2 separate regions of the Homo sapiens genome follow, and region 2 is linked to region 1. The links are chromatin loops, found by intact Hi-C in ENCODE. Cell type or tissue: heart right ventricle. All regions are shown on one strand. Links, peaks and the distances in the headings refer to the core of each region. The heading gives the core; the rest is flanking DNA. Region 1 has its middle 120 kb from the start of GORAB. Region 2 has its middle 71 kb from the start of LINC01142.

Region 1 (2,921 bases), core at 195-2,694:
GCTCAATAAATACTTGTAGATGGCTGAATGAGAAGTGCTGTCTTGCCCTTTCAGGTTCCAAATTGTTTACTTGGGCACTATGGCAATAACAGAAGCTTATTTGTAAATGAAAATGTAAAAGAAAATTCCAGATTAAAGAAGAGAGAATTCGAATCAATATGGTGTGCACAATGCTCAGTGTTTTTATGCAGGTTCTTTCTATCCTTGCTTAACATTTTGATGTTTATTGGTTCCCACATATTAAGTTCCCATTAGGTTAAGTGAATCCTGCAGGAGCTGTATTGGTTCTGAACTCCGGGCTTCACTTTTGCCTTGACCATAATTGAGGTTTTTGTCATTCTCTAGGCTGAGTGGTTAGTGGTTAGTAGTCAGTGCAGTCTCTAGCCAGGCCTATTATATTTCCTTTTTCTAAAGAAACGTTTTCCCCGCACCATACCAACATAAAAGGCCTCCCAACAATCCAGACCAACCTTTGTCTTAATGGAGTCTGAAGTTCACTCCCCTGTTTATGATGTGTAACAACTGAAGTGGGAGATATAAAGTTTGCAGCTATTATGTAATCAAAAACATTTGTGTTTTCCCAAAAAGGAAGGAGGAGGCAAGAAGGGGATGGGGAGATGGGGAGGGGCGGGGGATAGGAAAAGGAAAACCCCCAGATTTAGAAGCTCAGAGCCTGTGCTGTGAGCAGGAAGTTGAAACTCATCCAGCTGTCACATAAAAACAAAAGAAAAATACTTTATGTATTCAATCATTATTAAGGCTCTGCATGTCTATTTCCCATGTTATTTGCCAGCAAGTATATATTGGTTTTCAAATGCTAGCATTTTAAGAGCAGTAAAAATATTTGCTTTTAAGTTAAAAATTGCTTCATTTCTGAAGGCCATAAAAACAAAAATTCATGTGGTAAAAGAGAAAAAAAAATATGTTACTCTCACCCTCAGCTTCAAGCATTCTTTACTGAAACCAAAGAGCCCTCTATTGCTAACTTGGAAGGGCACTTTCTAGATGGAGAGTTGCTGTAGGCTGAGCCAGCAGTGCACCAGTCCCAAAAATGTTTTTTAGGAATAAAGTACCCAGTTTCCAGTGATGTTGTAGAGGTGGACAGGACTTAAAGGCTAGCAGATGATCGCCCTTTGGGCTGCCAGCACATGCTTCTTCTATAGAGAGGAGGTCTCTTTAAGCCAAACTGAAAGACGGGAAATTTGGGGAAGTAAAAGTTTTTTTGGGCATCTTTCTCTTTTAGCTTCTCTGTATGAATAGGGAAACCACAATTGGAATTGAATTATTAAATTTATGAATCTTAGCATTGTGAAGTGTTAGAACTAGAAAATACTGAAGAAAGCAAAGGCCTAACTCTGTATTTTGCAGTTGAGAAAATTGGAGCACAGAGAAATGCTGTGACTTTGCCAAGGTCATGAGTCTATTCAGCATCTGGGCCAAGCTTCAAACTCACTCACATAGTTGTCTGAAAATAAACATTGAATGAAAGTATTCTGATTGTGATTTACTCATTTTCCCTCTTTGGTCGTCTAATAAGTGTTTTTGTGCTGTCCTCTAAAACCTTATAGAAAGATTATTTTACTACTTCTGGAGGAGAAAACTCACATATCACTATTTAGTCTATTTACTTCATTTCTATAAAAGACCATCTTGAGAATGTGTTTTATACACTCCAGGTCCACATAAACATAAAATTTGATCCCTTATGAATAGAAATGTTTGTAGTGGATTCTTAAAAGGCAACAGTGTTCTGATGCAGCTTTCCCACAGGAAAGAGTTCCCGAATTCCCAAATTCCTGTTGATGATGCCAATTTCTCTTGAAATTAAGACTTTGTTTATTTCACCCTCACTGTCATTCTTGCCCATTCACCATACCTCCAGTTTAAGTTCAGCCTCTTTTTTTTTTTTTTTGAGATGGAGTCTCGCTCTGTCGCCCACGCTGGAGTGCAGTGGCACAATCTCGGCTCACTGCAACTTCCGCCTCCCGGGTTCAAGCGATTCTCCTGCCTCAGCCTCCTGAGTAGCTAGGATTACAAGCGCACACCACTATGCCCAGCTAATTTTTTAATTTTTATTTTTATTAGAGATGGGGTTTCACCATGTTGGCCAGGCTGGTCTCAAACTCCTGACCTTGTGATCTGCCCACCTTGGCCTCCCAAAGTGCTGGGATTACAGGCGTGAGTGAGCCACTGCACCCGGCCAAATTCAGCCTCTCTTTAGATACTTCTGTCTTAGCTCCTTACTCAACACCTTTTTGGCTTCAGTTCAAAATTGCTCTCCGAGAGGACTAAATAACCTTGATGCTCATTGTCACCTCTTTACTGCCCTTAGTCATTGATTGGCATGTTTTTGTCTATCCAGGTCCTGGTGCAAAGTGCCCTGCTAAGTTCTCCTGAGCTTAACATCTTCTTTCTATTAATACATCCTAAATTCTTGACACTTTTATCTTCTCTCTTACTTTCTATATTTATTACGTTTGAAATAAATACACACAAAATAATACATCAATCAACTTCATCCCTGTAACTCTTGCATATATGCATGTGTGTAGTTTTAACAAATGATAATACAAACACTTGTGTGTACACCATCAAGTTTAAGAAATAGAATACTGTTGATGTTGTTGAAGCCATTATAGGCTCCTCCTGATTGCACCTGCCTCCCTTCCAAATATTTATTATTCCATTGCTTTTCTTTATAATTTTACTATTTATGCATATGCCCCTAAGAGATGTTTAGTTTTGCTTTTGTTGAGGTTTAAAAACATGGCACCATATATATATATATATAGCTTTTTGTGACTTGCTTTTCCTGCTTACTATTTTGTTAAATTATTGCTTATCAATACATGTTACTTAATTAGTTTTCATTGCAGTAAGGAATTCCATTATATGACTATTTCACAACTTATTCATACTTT
Region 2 (2,921 bases), core at 231-2,730, 60 kb after region 1:
AGGCTTGTACACCTGTTAGACCTCCACCTGATGTCCTATAGCATTACTACTGCCTCCATCTCTTGTGTTTCTACAGCATGAAAGTTGTTCTTTTCCTTTTCAAGAGCCTGCAGGAATTTCTATGAGGAGTGTGTGTAAATGGATGGTATTTAGGTAACCACACTTCTGCTTGTAAGCTATTGGTAAGATTTCATAATTTTATGCCCCTTTGCTTACTTTAAAACTCCTTATTGGGCTTTGTTACCATCAGTGAATTCTCACATTTTTGGGAGTTTTTGAGTCGAAGGGTGTTACTTTGGACATGTTCACAGGCCATTTTACACATTTGAAAGTTGTTCACAGATAAAACATATGAAAACTTGAAACCTTTCTCTTGTGAATAAACAAAATGGTTCAAATAAATCTTTGGTCTACCTGAGGCAGTCCACTTACCCATGTAGAAACTTTCAATAATAATTGGTATGGTCAAGAATTCCTTCAAAGTATTGCCATGGTATATACAAACACAGACTTGAAAACTCTACATGGTTTGAAATGTGATTAACTCCAAAAATACCTCTGTTTATGCTTAGTCTTAACAATAAAAAGATGCTGAAGTTACACTTGACATTTTGGCAACCAAGGACTAATACTACTCTTTAAGGCTCTTCACCCCAAATCAAAGTCAGTCAGAACTCTGTTAATTAAATTATGGAATCCTGACAAGATCTGGATTTTTGCAGTCTAGAAGACCACTCATAGAAGGTAGTCCTTTGACTATTTTTTTTTTCCTCAGGAAAAAATTCGGTCAGATGAGTAACTATAAGTGTATCTACAACATATTTGTGAATCTCAGAGTCCATTGGTGTAATTTAATTTAATAAATATTTCACGCAAAATCCAAGTAGCTAAAAAACTGACTAACTGAGGCAATGTGATTGATGGAAAACTAGAGGGTAATTTTCAAGGTGATTGAACTTACAGAGTAGATCAACTTCAAGGTAGTATGGAAACCATGCCTAGAAGAGCAACACCTGGGTCTGCTTCTATCCAATCTGACCAAGGCAATCAAGTCAGAGCTTTACCAGATGCCTGCAGAATCTGAATGAATTGGCAGATACCCAATGCTTCAGAGAAAGAGAAGGAAAATAGGTCATTTTCTGAGAAAAACCCAACAGAGAATTCTATCCTAGCTACATTACATTTCATGCAAGGGAGACATCTTGTGCTCCATTAAGCCTAGAGTTTTATTTTTAGTAAGGATGAATGGCAGCTTTTCTCTGCTATCTTAGGTGACCTTTTATAAGGTAAATTTATCTGAAAGAGCCAAACATAAAATCTACACTCAGGCTACAGATGAAGCAATGTACATTTTTACCTTGAAATTAAAACACAGCAATCACTTTGGCTAACAATAGAATTCTTCAGCCTCCTATTTTTAAAGCTTTCAGGCTTGAAAAAATACAAATTCTCTAAAATAGAAACTTTAAAGAGAAAGCCATCAATGAACCAGGTTATGTTAAAAACTCAAATTAGAGCTAATGAGTTTATGATGCTGATTTTTAAATTCAATTTAATAAATAACTTGTTGAGTCTATTGTATGCATGAAGCACAGTACTGAGTAAAAATTATAGGCACTACTTCTTTAAGAGAGTTTTTGTCTAGGAGAAAACAAAGATGTATTAAAGGGCCATTTAGCATGATAGAAACTAGAGAGAACACAACACATAACTGTAGGAATATTTCATGGCGCAAATTTCTGGATTTCCCATGCTTGGTCAATCAACTTCAGAAGAATGTGGGAAAGCCAGTGACTTCTCCTCTGAGGGCAGTCCAATGCAAGGGTAAGGAGGGGATTCTGGAACTATAGAAGTGACTAATACCATGAAATGAAAGTGAAAAAGTTACTTGGATCTCTATTTACAAGTTTATTCAAAATTGCCCTGGAAGGGAAAGCCAGCATGTGGATCAAAATAACGCACTTAGGGCTGAAGAGTGAAAAGGTCAGAAACACGACTGGGGAGTGATAGGTCCAAGGCTCAAGAAAGGGACCCTGGGGGACAGTCCAATCCGAAATGGCAAGGGAAAATAAATGGCAATGGAATTTGACCCAAAGCTTTTGGAGCCTTAAGTTTTAAATAAAACGTAAACCTTGAGGGCAAAGTCCTGCTTGCAGAAATCTTATCTCATGGAGAAGAACTATGCTGGGCCCAGAACGCTCTAACCAGTCACTGATACACTAGGGAGACTATCTGGCAGGGTGTGACAGTTCAGAGTGGCACTGTATGCCCTTCTGGATTTGTATAGTCATGTCCAGTTTACCTGTGTCAGACAAGACTTTGACAGGCCTAACAGAAGGAATTATGCAGGGTTGCCAGTTATCCGAGCTGCTGGAAACACCACTAGGCTAGCCAGCCAAAGAAAAATACATGCGCCTGCCAGAAGTAACAAAGTAATGGACTTTCCATGAGCAGCTATCAGTTCTGGATGATTTGTTATTTTTAGAGAAAAGACTTATGTATAGTAGGTACTGCGGTCATTAAGACCTGAACTGATGTGGTTCTTGGATTCAGGATAAGGGTGTGGAGGTGCTAGTGAAGAAATGAAGCATCAAGGCAGAGAATTTGTGTTTCAAAAAAAACAGTAAGATATAAATATTAGGGAAATATACAATAGCTCACACTTTAAAGTATGGAATGTCAAAGTCTAAGCATTCTGTATGGCACTAACAACCTGGCATAAACACATAGTTTGTAATGAGAAGGAAACAAGGGTTTAGGAAATGCAAATATGCTTTACCTATAATTGACATCTATACTGTGTGCCTTAGAAATCGAAAGACAAGATGTATAAAAATTTTTCACACATAATAATAATACTTGATGGTCCTTAACTAAACTGTCTTAAACTGGGATCTATGAGTTCACCTTGGCCCTGTAAG

The links. Hi-C counts contacts between places; a loop is a spot of excess contacts. Peaks named below come from ENCODE experiments on the same cell type or tissue, not always from the same donor. Only the 100,000 strongest peaks of a DNase experiment are listed, where the experiment ranks them.
Region 2: a loop joins it to region 1, with 5 times the contacts of the local background. A loop is called at or near these places in 3 of 110 quality-filtered maps.

Annotation. Positions count from the first base shown.
Region 1 is chr1:170,413,686-170,416,606 of GRCh38, reverse strand. No RefSeq gene overlaps it. Among named protein-coding and RNA genes, the nearest start is that of GORAB, 120 kb to the left of the region's middle. In heart right ventricle, for the core only: no CTCF peak of the experiment used is centred there; no DNase peak of the experiment used is centred there; H3K27ac peaks cover 2,500 bases.
Region 2 is chr1:170,353,777-170,356,697 of GRCh38, reverse strand. No RefSeq gene overlaps it. Among named protein-coding and RNA genes, the nearest start is that of LINC01142, 71 kb to the right of the region's middle. In heart right ventricle, for the core only: no CTCF peak of the experiment used is centred there; no DNase peak of the experiment used is centred there; H3K27ac peaks cover 1,872 bases.